Linked DNA regions of Mus musculus: regions 1 and 2 are each linked to region 3. Evidence: chromatin contacts called from ENCODE Hi-C or POLR2A ChIA-PET data. All regions are on one chromosome and are shown on one strand. The core of a region is the stretch at or near the end of the contact, and the rest is flanking DNA. Distances in the headings are between cores, read along the strand shown. Region 1 overlaps Nsmce2 (NSE2/MMS21 homolog, SMC5-SMC6 complex SUMO ligase). Region 2 overlaps Nsmce2 (NSE2/MMS21 homolog, SMC5-SMC6 complex SUMO ligase). Region 3 overlaps Nsmce2 (NSE2/MMS21 homolog, SMC5-SMC6 complex SUMO ligase).

The links. A loop is a pair of places that touch in the nucleus more often than their neighbours do. ChIA-PET counts read pairs that join two places held with the same protein, here RNA polymerase II (POLR2A).
Region 1: a loop to region 3 is called in a map of regulatory T cell, with 2.2 times the contacts of the local background. The contact joins two enhancer-like sites. A Hi-C loop is called at or near these places in 2 of 37 maps with a recorded cell type or tissue (heart and regulatory T cell). POLR2A ChIA-PET finds 5 or more read pairs at or near these places in 2 of 5 experiments (Patski and embryonic stem cell).
Region 2: a map of adrenal gland shows a loop between it and region 3 (2.4-fold over the local background). The contact joins two enhancer-like sites. A Hi-C loop is called at or near these places in 6 of 37 maps with a recorded cell type or tissue (T-helper 17 cell, adrenal gland, left cerebral cortex and 1 more). POLR2A ChIA-PET finds 5 or more read pairs at or near these places in 2 of 5 experiments (Patski and embryonic stem cell).

The regions. Positions count from the first base shown.
Region 1 is chr15:59,565,151-59,569,594 of GRCm38, reverse strand. The region is part of intron 4 of Nsmce2 (NSE2/MMS21 homolog, SMC5-SMC6 complex SUMO ligase); the gene reads right to left. Among named protein-coding and RNA genes, the nearest start is that of Gm36677, 51 kb to the left of the region's middle. Within about 2 kb of position 1,602, at least 3 of the 3 ENCODE cell types and tissues checked have a DNase peak (open chromatin) inside an H3K27ac peak, as active enhancers do.
Region 2 is chr15:59,477,441-59,482,275 of GRCm38, reverse strand. All of the region lies in intron 4 of Nsmce2 (NSE2/MMS21 homolog, SMC5-SMC6 complex SUMO ligase), which reads right to left. Among named protein-coding and RNA genes, the nearest start is that of Nsmce2, 110 kb to the right of the region's middle. Within about 2 kb of position 1,560, at least 2 of the 3 ENCODE cell types and tissues checked have a DNase peak (open chromatin) inside an H3K27ac peak, as active enhancers do.
Region 3 is chr15:59,522,625-59,527,233 of GRCm38, reverse strand. The region is part of intron 4 of Nsmce2 (NSE2/MMS21 homolog, SMC5-SMC6 complex SUMO ligase); the gene reads right to left. Among named protein-coding and RNA genes, the nearest start is that of Gm36677, 93 kb to the left of the region's middle. Within about 2 kb of position 3,064, at least 1 of the 3 ENCODE cell types and tissues checked has a DNase peak (open chromatin) inside an H3K27ac peak, as active enhancers do.

The DNA of each region.
Region 1 (4,444 bases), core at 353-2,852, 44 kb before region 3:
AAGACCTCAGGCTCCCTGGTTCTCAGACGCTGGCCCTGGTCTGTTCACAGCTTCTGGCTCTGTCCCTGTCAAGTCTTCCTTACTGCTCTCCAGTCTAGCCGAGGCAGTAGGGGCATGGAAGCCATGGTTCAGAGTCAGGCCTGGGAAAATCCTACCTGTTCCCTGCCCATCTCTGCACTCCGTGCCCCTTTTCTTCATGTGTAAGTGGGATGCTTAATTGGCAGGTCTACTGAAAAGATTTAAACTAATTTATAACTTAATGAATGACTGACCAATGTAGTCAGCACAGCTAAGTCCTTCTTCTCCCCCTCTTCCTTGGATTCTAGGATACGAGATGTGTTTACTGTGCTTCCTGCCTAAAAGCCTCCTTTCTCATCTTTAAAAAAAATTAATGATCCATTCTTACAGGACCCTGGGCCCTGCCAGACTTAATTCCCCTGCTCTCCCTCCAGTGCAAGGCTGGCATGATAGCACACAGCTTCCCGGAGTTTTCGATCTTTCCATTCCTAGCTGTATCCTCTCACATCCGTGATCTACCATCTTATTCCAGTGCCCGATGCACACAGGCCTGTGGCAGATTTTGTGAGACCCTAGGTCACAGGATGCTGTGCTATCATCTATTGAGAGGACACATCAACATATTAATCTGCTTTTACCTTTCATCTTTTGTTGGGCATTGCAACGTTAAACACTCCAACTCACCAGTAAAGCTTATTATGTGACATCTTTCTTCTTGAGGAGCCTTCCTTTTTTCTAACTCGATGGGTCATGTCACCAGGTCAATCACTGCCAAGTAAGTAACTTCCGGTCAATTTGTTCTTCCTTAAGCATCGGTGAGGCAATGGCAAAAACTTGCATTATTTTCTTGCTCTTTCTAATCAGAAATGTATGACCCCACCCACAGCTACCATTTTATCCCCTTTTGTTTGCAGGCCTAGATAGAAGCTTTCGGTGATCTCCTATGGCTCTCCCTAACATTCCCCCTCAATACCCTGAGAGAGGCCTCAAGGAAGGAACCAACAAGTATGAACTCTGTCTCCCGAACGCCCTGTGCTTTTAAGAAAGCCACCCAAGTCTGAGTGGGCATTCACTGGCACAGGAACACTGGCTTGGAGGAAAACACCTGTCTGAAAAGCTGTTCTAAGGAAAAAGACATTTTATGCAATATGCTAGACATGGCATGAAATGGCTGTTCAGGAATGGTGGCAGTGACTTTAACCCCCCTGAACCACTTTCGACCACCTAGTCATGTCAGTAAGACCCATGAGAATGCTGTCGTTGGCAACTGTTTGGTGACTTCTGGCCTCTTCAGATTCCTACTCTGACTCCTCCCCACCCATCCACCCCCCACCCCCGTGCTCTAAATCAGTTATACACACTGCTTTATAACAGGTTAATGCATTTTTTTTCTTCTTTTGTACACCACTCTTCTCAAACATATGCCCATGGTCACTGTGCTTTGGACTGGCTTCTCAGACCTCATTTCCAGATGTCCTTGAAATGACAACTCTTAATGAAAGCCTTCCTGATTGAATAGAGGAAACTCCCTTGAGGAAACCAATTCTGTTCTGCTGTGTCCTGCCATCTGCTCCTGAATTCCCATGTGATCTGAGTGAGGTACTTCCCTTCTCTATATTAACTGGGCAGGCAGGATACATTCAAGCTTTTCCTAGCCGAGAGACTAGATTGTTGGTGCTAAAATATGTGGCTTCCATGCCTTTTCTTGCCCTGAGAGAAACTCATGAGCCTTTGGCTTTCCTTGATGTCCTCAAGGGCTGAGCCCATTATCTCAGTAAGTCCCTAGCACAGCACAACACACTGCTGCCCAGGACTAATGTGTGCATTTAGACAACAATGATCAAAGCACCTCCAGCGAGGCACCGACAGCTGCCACTAGATGACTCAGACCTCTCTGAAAAATGGCTTAATTTAGCAGCCTTTCAGTTGTCTGCAGAACAGACTGTGAGTAAAGGACACGGTGAACAGAACAGAACATCTTTTAACTAGCTTGACCCCACAGTGGCCCTTTAAGGTCAGGCAGCTCTCGATAGCACAGAGAGAGAAGCGTTTGCCTCTGCTCTTCAGCCAGTAGAGAACCAGGGGCTGGGATAACCTGGGAAGACCCTGTACTGGCCGAGTGTCTTCTGAACCTAAGGCTGGCCTTGGTCACTGACTAGCCCTGGGAGTGACTCAGGGAATTGCTTTCTCTTCCTGGGCCTGGAAAACGGCTGTGGCAATGCTCCCTAAACCTGGCAAACTAAACTACAAAGACGCCTCGGTCCCCTACTCCTAGGGCTTTGACTCTGATGGCCTGGCATGGGCACAGGATGATGTGTTTCCTGTATGGTTCCCTCTCAGGAGCAAGTGCTGCTGGCAGCAGTGTGTAGGATACTGGATTCTCCACCTGGTGCTCCCCTCAGACAATCCTGTCTCTTCCAAGGTCCCAAACCAATTAGATGACATGGTCTTCCGCCCTTCCTCTTCCCTTCTCTCTTTAGAACCAAACTGGACTGTTTCCAAGTACACTGCATGGTAGCTCACCACATTCATGAGAACTCAAAAGAAATTTTGAAATCAAGGACTGGTTCGTAAGACTCAAGGGTTCACTGAAGAGGCAATCTCCTTTTGACAGAAACCCAAGCTCAAGTGCAGCAAGCAGCTCCTTCCTGAACACCCATTACTTACCAACCAGGAACACAGAAGGCACAGGCCAGGCAGAGGCCTGCTCTCCAGCACATGGGGATTCTTCTAAAATGGGCACGGTGGCTGCATGTGGCAGAGTGAGGGGGCAAGAGGACTGCTGTGGGTTTGAGGCCAGGGTGGGCTACACAGAAAGTACCCGGTCAGCCAAGATTACATAGCAAGACCCGATCTGAGACAAAAACAGGACCGGTGAGATGTTCAGCAGATAAAGATACCTGCACCAAGCTTGGTGAACTATGTTTGAACCATAGGACTCCAAGTTTGGAGGAGACAACGGAACCCTACATGCTGTCTTCTAAACTCCTGTATGTAACACAGCATGCACAAGCCTCCCACGATAAAGAGTAAATGCAAAACCAGCCAACTAACCAACAGCGAAACACTACCTGTTCATCTGGATTCTCTTATCAAGAGCTTAACTATTCAGTGAAAGTCTAATCAGACTAAGAACCTGTTCTGTAATGCGAGCTATGATGCACTGAAAGCCAGCACTCTGCTATGCATAGTCTGCAAATTATCTAATTTAATGGAGACAACGCTGATGCTAGTGCTTTCTCTCATGTTTTTTTGAAAACTGGAAACCTCAGAGCAGGCCAAAGCTAAGCATATTTAATTCTACAAACCATACAATCCTATTACTGTGACCTTAATAGCGGATAGACTTATGGTAGATATTTCTAGGATATCTGTGAATATGAAGGCTTATATCAAATCTGCCAATTTTCTAAGCATATATAAAGTGGAGACAGAAACATACCCTTTCCAGACATATCAAGTTGCTTTACTTAGGAGAATGTAGACACACTGGACAAGACACTAAACTGCAGACTCTAGATAACTTCCTCCTCTGTGTGACCTTGCAGTTAGTTTTATATCTATTGTTGGGGAAATTAAGCAGATTAAGTCCACACAGCAGCTTTGGTCTTCTCAATAAAGTCTGCAACTCTGATTTGTCCCAGAGCTGCAGCTGACTGGAGCTTAGAAGCAGCCGAGTCTGGATTTCCTGTGTGCCGCTCTAACCTTGGCTCTTCCACCCTATACATGCAATCACACGGCTAGTGATTGGAACTGGAGATGAAACAAGCTTGTCTCAAGTTCTTTGCAAAAAGATTTGGGCTGGAAAACAATGAAATGACTTCTAGTATCACACTCTGATGTTGGAGGTACTGCCCCAAAGTGTGTTGGGCAGTTCCAATTAACAGGAAAATACAGATCAAGATGGTTAGTTGTTAAAAATCTAGAACATAGTTTTAAAATCACAAGCCGGGCATGGTGGCGCACGCCTTTAATCCTAGGCAGAGGCAGGAGGCCAGCCTGGTCTACAAAGTGAGTTCCAGGACAGCCAGGGCTACACAGAGAAACCCTGTCTCGGGGTGGGGTGGGGGTTGGGGGGTGGGAACAATAAAATCACAGCGGGGAAGAATGCCTATTTTCTTTCTCACGATGCTTTCCTGCCTTGTGTGGCTGCTCTGTCTATGGCACAGTACTTGACATTGACAGTGTTTTACAATCTTTGTATTATCTACTCTTTCCCATATGCCACGAGTAAGGACCTGGGGACAGATAATCACTTGGCAGGTAGGGAAATGGCCACAGGAGTCTACCAAACTGCTCAATGCTATGTTTTCTTCCCGAATGCATGGCTGTACTTCCACAGTGCATGGCACAAACACAGGAGCCTAATGTGTAAAGGGAACAGGTGGACTTTTTTGCTTTTTAGTGGACTTGGCATTATATTCAA
Region 2 (4,835 bases), core at 311-2,810, 43 kb after region 3:
AGGAGAATGCTATGGTAAAAACCCATTCTCCCTTCTCTAGCTCCAAGGCATGGATCCTTTTGAGACAAAACACCTCAGGGATATTCCCAGCAGCCACAAGGCCGGAGTCAGAAAGCTGTAAGGGATCTCTGACTGCAGAATAAGGAACTGTGTGTTGTATCCAAGACTCAGCAGCAGCTCCATCACCAAGCATTAGCTCTTACACAGTCCTCACGCATCTCCTGGAACTCACAGAGATCCCCAATCTTTACTGGGAAGACATCTGAGTAAAGAGATTTCAAGCCTCTGAAAGGGTTTGGGTGTGGTTGAAATGGGTAACTTTGAAAACTTAGCAACACAGGATACACTATGAGTAAGTTCTTTAAAAAAAAAAAAAAAACCAAAGCTAACTCACCAGATCCTTCTGAAAGGGTTCTTTTATTAATTTCAGTGAAGTCAAGCAGAGAACAAGTTGTAATATGAAACACAATTTATGCAACTATGTTGAAATTCTCTACCAGAGTTGCATCTTCTAATGTACAATTTTATGGTAAAATAATTTCAAAATACTATCAAAAATTAGGCTAGGCTCCTTTTGGTTTTAAGACTATCATAGGAAAACCATTTTTTATATAAGTCATTGAAGTTCTAAGACAAAATGATAGTGTCTTTAAATTAGAAAAAAAAAATTGGAAGAGCTGAAACTAAACCTCAATTGAAATTACACTGTTGGGCAACTCCAAAAGCTAAACAAAAACATGTTAAAATAGAAATTGCAACATCAAGGGAAAACCATTCTCATATAGCGTTCTAGACTCAGCCCTAGCTGATCATGGATGAGGCGAGTTGCTCTGTCCTAGGTTTTCCCACAGTCAGCCAACAGGCTACTCACGATTTAGCAGCCACTTGGGTTGACTCAGGGAAAGGCATGTGAGGGAGGCCTTTAAAGAGCCAACAGAGATCCCCTGGGTGGGTCTGGTCTGCCTTTCAAAACCCATGAACTTCCCATTATATAATCTCAAATAAGAAAAGTATTTCCTAAGTTAACCGCCTAGCTGAGTGTACAGCAGGCTGCAGTACCGCCTGCCTCCCTCCCTCCCTCCCCTGGTAAGAAAGAAAAGGAAAGAGCTTTGTGAATGGCACAATCACCTTGTCTGGTAAGGACAGAAGATTAATGAATCCTGCTTAATAGTACTACTAGACTTTTTAACAAAACTTCCAGAAGCCCCAGTATCTAATCTAAAATTTCCATATTTTACTAATCTCCTATAAAATAAACTGTTAAAGAAACCACAGAATTCTGAGAAGCTTGCTTTTCCAGAAAGCCCAAGAAAAATACTTTAGTTTCGCCATTCTCAAATTCATTTGACTTAGAAACAAAGTAAACATATTACTCTATTTAATATCATTGCACAAGCAAATTCACAAGAATGAAATGTGTTCAGAGTTCCTAGAAAAAATGTAGCAATGCAGGCTGCCAACTTGTTCAATGTCAAGCACCAGGCAGCTCAGCACCAGCAGTGACTCAGAGTGAATCACGCTTAAGCTATTTTTGCTTTTAAAGTCCTGCCAGGAGCTGTGTTAATATTCAACCCAGAGTAAATTTAGCTCAACAAGAAAACAAGTGTTTCCATGGTTGCTTCTTCACGGTGTTTATGGTATATGCGCAGCCATTCGGCTTAGGAACCCAGCCAGATCATCCAAATTGAAATGCTCATCTCTCATTTACATCCAGGCATTGGAACACAGGAAATACCAAATGCAATTCAGACTGCTGTCTACCTGCCTTCCTGGATCCCAGACAGCAACATGGCAGGCAGGGCATCATTAAAGGCCCCTCTTCAAGTCTGTACCACTGAAGGAGCTCCAGAGACTGCTAGTCATAGGTTTTACTTGGTTTGTATTACAAATCAAAACTCCATTCTCTGGTTGTGGCGGTGTAACAGACTAAAGTGCCTAAAGGACTTAGCAAAGCAGTAGAAAATTAGAAGGACAGGTACGACATGGAATCTTTACACAGGATCACAGACAGTGACAGTCTGGTTATGTGGCTCAGGTTTTAAAATAAATTAGTTACAGGCAATGAGTAAGTAAGATCTGATTGTCTTTATGTTAGAAGAAAAAAATTCCACATAACATAAAATTTATCATCTTGATGCCCTTATTGTTTTTGCAACAGAAAGAAAAGTGTACTCCCTACACTAGACAGGGCAGCAGGCTGGCAGCAAGACAGGAGAGCCACCAGCAATCCATCTTAGCCTTCATTCATTAGTGCTACAGTTCCAATTCTAAGTGTCCCTCACAGGCCAATAATGCAAAAGCTTGCCTAGTGTGTGATGCTGCAGTGAGGTCTAATGTTTCTAATGTGGAATCTAGTGGAGGAAATCTAGCCCCAAATCTGTCATCTGGGGGCTAGGAGAGTACCCTTAAAGGGGATCTGAGCCCATTCCCATCTATCTCTTTGCCCCCTGGCTGCCATAAGGTAAATTCGCCTCCTTCTATGTGTTTCAGTCATAGTATACTGTGTTACCATTTGGCCCAAAGCAATAGATTGTTGAGGGAAATATTATAAAATGAACACGCCAATTCTCAGCCAGGCCAGGCTATGCTCCTGCCTGCCGCTACCAACTCTCTAGGGCTAACCCCCATGTCAGGTGATCTCACTTGCTCAGTCTCTTGGCAGTCAACTCTTCGCCCCACAGGGCCACAGGGTTCCCACTGGGCCATCTCTAAGATGTCCCCCACAAGTTCCTCACACTTCCATGCAACACCCCACACACCCTATGAAAAGCCATCTCAACACCTAATTATCCAGTAGAAACATCACTCTTAAAGCTTAATTATCCAAGTAGATTTATATAACAATAAGATCACAATTTACAAGATGCCAATACAATAATTTCAGAGCCAATTGATAATGATAAAAGTTTTACCCCAATTATTCTAACCTTGTGAAAATCTTAGCTACTAGTTGCTGTTTAAAACCACATGGGATCGGGATCTTCTTCCTGACTATCTGCCTCCATGTTGGCTTCTCCTCCTCCTCCTTCGACCTCTGTCTTCTGCGACCTCTCTGTCTCCCCAACTCCTAGCTCCGCCTCCCTTTTCCTGTCCAATCACAGGCCCCCCACTGTCCTAATGTGATTGGACAGGGAAAATCCTGCAACAATAGAAAGTGTCAAGTGACCATGGACTGAGGCCTCTGAAACCAAGAACTAAAATAAACTTATCAAAGGTTGATTGTCTCCGATACTGGGTTATTAAATCAGAAAGCTGACACAATTGGTATTAAATACATTCACATTATTATAAAAACATTTCTCTAGGACTTTTCATCTTGTAAAAATAAAAATCTACCAAATGTTCTTTAAAAACCCCTATTTTCAGAATATACTATTTCGATTCCCAACACACATAGGACTTTTGTGCTTGGGTAGCAAATGAATTGGGAAGATGGAGGAACAGATACTAGAGCAATTCCTTAACTAAATCTACTCATCCCTGGAATTCCTAGGACCATCTCTAGATTTCACTCAGGAAAAATAATGTTAACTTTCCCAGCAGAGGTATTTAAAGTACGTTGCATACACCTTAGAATATACACAAAACCATATGACTACTTTTTATAATTAACTTTTATCTAGGAAAGAAAAAAGGTTTCATTACCAATGTAAATGCTGAAATTACTTACAGCATATATACAGACAAACCAACAAAATGCAATTAATATGCAGTGAACAATGAAAAAAGCATGGAGACCCCTGCTCTAAAGGCCAAAATTCCCAAGACGCAGGACGAGTGTTCCTTATCTTCCTTCCTAGTGCAGTGCTCTACTATAAAGACAACGAAGTGGGCAAGAGCTGGTCAGCACACCCAAGAGGAGAGAGAAACTGCAACCATGTAGAACAAGTGTGTAGAACAGCCAAAGGGTCTGGCACGGCTGTGATGACAGGACTGGACACAGCAACAGTCACACAAGCAGCCTCACTGGAGAGTCATGTTCCAAGGAAAATATTCATCTTTAGACAAGCAGGATGTCAGTTATTCATGGTAGTTCAGTATTTGGAAGAAGCTTTGCAAGGGTAAGCAGGATCTTTTGAAACCCATGACTCAAAGGAACAACCATCTAAAGTACTTAGGTGACAGAAACGGTAGAAACTCCTAAAACTCACTTGAGTGGATTCTTTAATTCCTATGTAGTTATCTAGGTTAGGCCTTGGCAATAGCACAGGTGCTTAAAAAAACATGTGGATGAAAAGGAATATACCACACTTTAAGCCTGCAAAACATTTTACTTGAAACTCATTCTTTCTAAATGTGTAGTTACCTGTAGTAACTGTGTATGTAACTTTCAAAATCTCAAGGCCCTGAGGACTAGCAGTAATTTATAATAACTTTCTGACTCACTTGACCACTGGGCTGACTAACTCAACTCTACCTGGAAGTTTTGGGTTAGAGGGATATAAAATAGATATCTATTATATATATATATACTTAAAGCTAAGCAGAGGAGTATATGAGAGAAAGAGAAACAGGTCGAGTGAGTTTTAAAGAGAGTGGAAACATTCTTTATGATGCTATACATAATGCAGTTGTCAAAGCTATCTTACTCAACAATTCTAGTCTGGACACATACACAGAAGAATTGAAGGATGAACTCAGACAGATATAGCCCAATAGTCACGAGTGAATGATTCACATGATAATTGAAAAGTAGAAACTCAAAGATGCACCAGATGAATGCTTGAAAAAATGTGATGCAAACTGAAAAACTACCTGGCCTTATTAATGCACGAACTTGTGATATAGGTGGTGGACAAAACATTCAAGCCAGTGTGGAGCATGCCCTTGTATAC
Region 3 (4,609 bases), core at 1,815-4,314:
GAGCCCCTCAGAGGATGACCTGGAAGTGCGCCAGAGTCCATGGAGACTCCTGTTCTCCCCTCACTACTCTGCCAGTCTCGCTGGGTCGTGCAGTGAGTGGTATTCACTCATTTTTAGTGACTGTGATGGTTAATCTTCACTGTAAACTTCACTTGATTTAGAATCACCATGGAAACACGCCTTTGAGTGTATCTATGAGGGCATTTCCAGAAAGGTTCAACTTAGAAGGGAAGACTTATCCCTGAATGTGAACAACTCCACTGCAAGTCCTGTTCATGGCTCTAGGGTGGATGACCCATCCTGCTATGCTATGCTGCCCTCTCTGCACCGTGAGGGAAACTCGCTAACTAGATCATACCCACAGACTTTAAGGAAGAAAGCAGGTTGCTGGTCAAAAGTTCTGAGTCCTTTAAGGCCATTTAATTTGTTTATGATTGTCACAAAGATTGTAGGCAGGGAGAACAGCTGAGACTGCATTCGCTGACCTATTCTGGAGATACCAGCAAGCTTCTTCCTGGGAAATGACGATGGTCTCCTGCCTGCAGCTGAGCTACTGTGAGGAAGATTATAACTGTGTCAGGCAGGGGCTGGAGGCAAGCACGCACTTGAAAAATTATTAAATTTATACATACAGTCACAAATGAACTACACCTATAATGCAATGCCCTTCACCAAATTGGATGTTCTAGTGTTTCTAATTATTTCTAACTAAAAGTGTTTCCTCAATTAGTCAACAAGTTGCTACTAAATCAAGTGCCTGAAATAAGTAATCTACATAATGTAAGGGTTTTTCCTGTCTGGGCCCCAAACAACTACTAAAAGCACAGGTGGGGGGTAAAAGTATCGCTAGAATGAGTCATCAGAACCGGTTTATACTATAACCAGCTGAACTTTAAATAGAACCTTTTTATTTTAAAATGAGCTTAGCACAACCATTTCTAAATGGTATTTTTTGTCTTAATACTGTGTACAATGAGAGGCAGTATGCAATGTTCACATTGTTAAAAAGAAAATCCTGATTGTTGGAATGGCTGCAGTCAACCCAGCTGTATTGTCTCAAATAAGCAGATGGCACAAAGGCTAATAGAGCGTTCAGTGAAAGAGCACAATAGGGCTAGCAGCTGCTGCAAACACAGGACACCTCCATGACACTAGAACAGCTCTGACAGTCCAGATCCACTTCCCGCATCTAGAAAGGCGGTTGCTGAGGAGGTACTGGGGCTTAGTTCTCTCTCCTCAGAAGCCAAAGGTTTATCAGGAACTCTTACCAAGGGTGGGAAGGGTTAGCGCTTGGCGAGCTTGCAATATCCATGTTCCTGCCTGTGCTACTAATAAGGAAGTGCTGAAAAATCACCATCACCATGTGTTAACTCAGAGCTGGGGGCGGGGGGGGGGGGGTTACACAAACAGTTCTCAGCTATGTGTCCGTCAACAAATCATCAACAACTACTCGATGAGAACAGAAAGGTGGTTTCTGCCCTTGGGGAACTTATTCTGAGATAGGAAATAAGAAGTGACAAACGACTGGGTGTGGTAGCTCATACCTGTAAAACTCATCACTTAGGGGACCGAGCCAGGATTGGCTTGATTTCCAGGCCAGCCTGGGCTACACAGTGAGACTTTCTCAACAAAACCAAACCAAAACAGAGACAAATCACACCAACAAACATGGTCCCTGTTCCAAGATCACTAACTTATGAACGGGGCCCCATGACTGGACTCAGGTTACCAAACCACCCGGCTCCTACGAGGTGACTTTCACAAGGACAAATACTTTCATGGCTGACAAAAGATCACTTTAGTCAAAGAGGGAGAAGTGTTAGAATTGTAGAATGTCCCTAGCCAAGCAAGCTCTCTACTGAAATGGCAGGTGAGCACGGGAAGCAGCCAGAGCTGTGCTCGTGTACACTGATTTCCTGACAAGGTTGGATGACACACTAGACTATTTTTAAAAATTATATGCTAGGATTTCAATCTGACTAGTGATTCAACTCAACTTCAAAAAAGAAGGAAGCTCACAGCAGTCTTTCTGTCTTGCTAAGCTTCTGCTGTTCCTGTCAGTCAGTCAGCGCCCAAATCCCAGACCTTTGCATTTGATGCAAATGTAGGCAGTCCTGACATGACTTACTCCTGGCCAGAGACTGCATTCTCTCTCTTAATAAAATGTGTGTACACAACAGACCTCACTATACATTTATTTCAGAGAAGACCTACGATGGTCCCCGAACGCTTCAGTAATGAGACCTTTCCATAAGAAAGCTACTTTTCTAACATCAGCATGGAGAAAGTTAAGGTTCCTGCGGCCCACCAGCCATGTGCTTGCACAGGGGAAAACCCAAGCCTTGAACTATCTCAGAGCTCCATCTGTTCTAACCGCCTCAAGCTACGGCTCAGCTCCCAGGTGCACCGAACCACATCTATCAAAATATTTACCCCTAAAATAACTTTGTAATAAGAGCGGAATGTCCTTTTTGATGATTTCCTTTGAAAAATACATACGTATTTAACCGGCAACTCCAAACTTTCAGAGAGGGCAGATTCCATGAATCTACGTAATAAAAGCCTCCCTTCACACTGTTATAGTTGCTCTACTATGAAGATTTACAAGCACAGAGCTTTATATGGCTTACATTTCCACATTTGTCTGTTTTGACTCTTGGCCTCCATATGATGGCAAGGATAGAGTGAGCCTTTAACAGAAATGCCACACTAAGGCTACAAGCTGCCAGTGAAAGCTACAAGATCTCTTGGCAATTTTTGGACAGGTTCAGGTGAATTTCAGCATCTGGGACTGGCATGTGTATTACAGATGGAAAAAGCAAAACAATACCCAAAGAAAGAGAAAAGCGGTCCTCCCAATTGAAGCAAAATCATACCAAAATCTACCCACCTCCCAGCCTCGGCCCAGCACTGAGGAAATACCTCTGCCATACTGTCAAAGCATAATCAGTTCCTAAAACAATGGCTCAGCGTTTGAGTCACCCAGAGCGTGAAGGGCAAGTGAAAGGTCAGTTCCGGCATGCTCCCACAAAGCAAACACGGAGCTTGAGCCAGCACCAGCCAGGCCTTGGCATGGCAACCACAGGGCTCGCTCACTTCAGCAACCCATGGGTTCTGCCCTCAGGCTTCTCCAGACCCCCCCCCCCCCCCACACACACACACACACTTCCTCTCCTCCAAAGGAACCAGGGAAAGCTGAGAAGCAAACCTGAGAGGAGGGCCAGGCCTGCTCAGAAGCAGCCCTCCATGCCACTGGAGAACCCAAAGATGGTGCAGTGCCTCCAGAACCAGTGGTCCTAGCTCCCAGAAGCTTCTGGAATTCCTTATGAGTACTTACTAGAACACCTTTCTTTCTCCCCGCCAGTCATTTCACTATAATCAACTAAAATCTGCACATGGTGGACACTGACAATGGATTTTTAAAGATCCCAAGTATGCTTATTATTTTAGATTCTCTGCCACTGACATTATATTTAACATCAAAAGTTGTACTAAAAAGTCAATTAAAATAATTTTCTAGCCAAAAATTTTTCAAAGAATTTTTGCGGATTTTTTGTCTTGGAACTCTTGGTCTTGGAACTCTCGGTGGCTGGCTATTCTTTTAATTTACAGTCTGCAGAGATGTCTTAGTAAGCACATGCGAGTTAAGCACTTAAAGAAGATGACAAAATCTTTGTTTATATGCAAACATATGTATGTATTTATCTGCAAACACACATTTAAACCTGTGATTGCTTTTGAGGTCTTTACAAAGAGGCTTCTCAGTTAGTCACCATATTCGTCATATCTAAGGACTACCAGTGCTTGACTGGAAGAGGCAGACAGGCTACTGGAGAAGGGGAGGCCCTCTGCAGGGAACAACAGAAAGATGCAAGTGAGATCTGAAGAACAGCCTAGTGATGAAGACGTTACCAGACTCATGTCCCAGAGCCTCCAACTCAGCAGACGGGAAATGGTCACTACGCAACAATCCCTTATGTATGTCCAACAAGGGTCACATAAAAGAAGAAACACTTCCACCCACCTGAGGAACTCATAACTTGTCTGAGGTTATAGAGCTAAGACTGGCATATGGAGTGTGAGACAGAAAGTGAAAACTGTCAAAGACCCCACATACCAGAAGCCCTCATGTAAGCAGTGGCAAGGAGGAGGGCGTAATGCACCTGGCACAGGAGCCACGCACAATGTCATTTCTGTAGAGACGCCCATGAGTGAACAGTGCCATGGAAGGCTAGGGGCATACTAAGGCTTTTCAGAAGTGACGGCATCGAGCAGGCTTGTGAAAGACAGGAAGTTCTTCCCCCTACAAGCAGAGTGACTTCTATGAGTTTTCTCTGCACATACGTATCAGGGATGACAGCACTAACTTCACTGGGCTTCTAGGGATGAGAAGAAAATAGACGCTGATGAATATACACAATGAAACCTTAAAAAGGAAATGCGTACATGCACATAGAACAGCAGCAGGGTCCAATCTACTCTCCTTTGTCTTTTGGCTTCTTCTCTGTTCAAATGTTCGTGGGCTTTCCACCATGGCAGACACTGTACCAGGCACTGTGTACATCATCAGGGAAAATACATGAAACATCGTTGTGTGCTCTTATCTAAG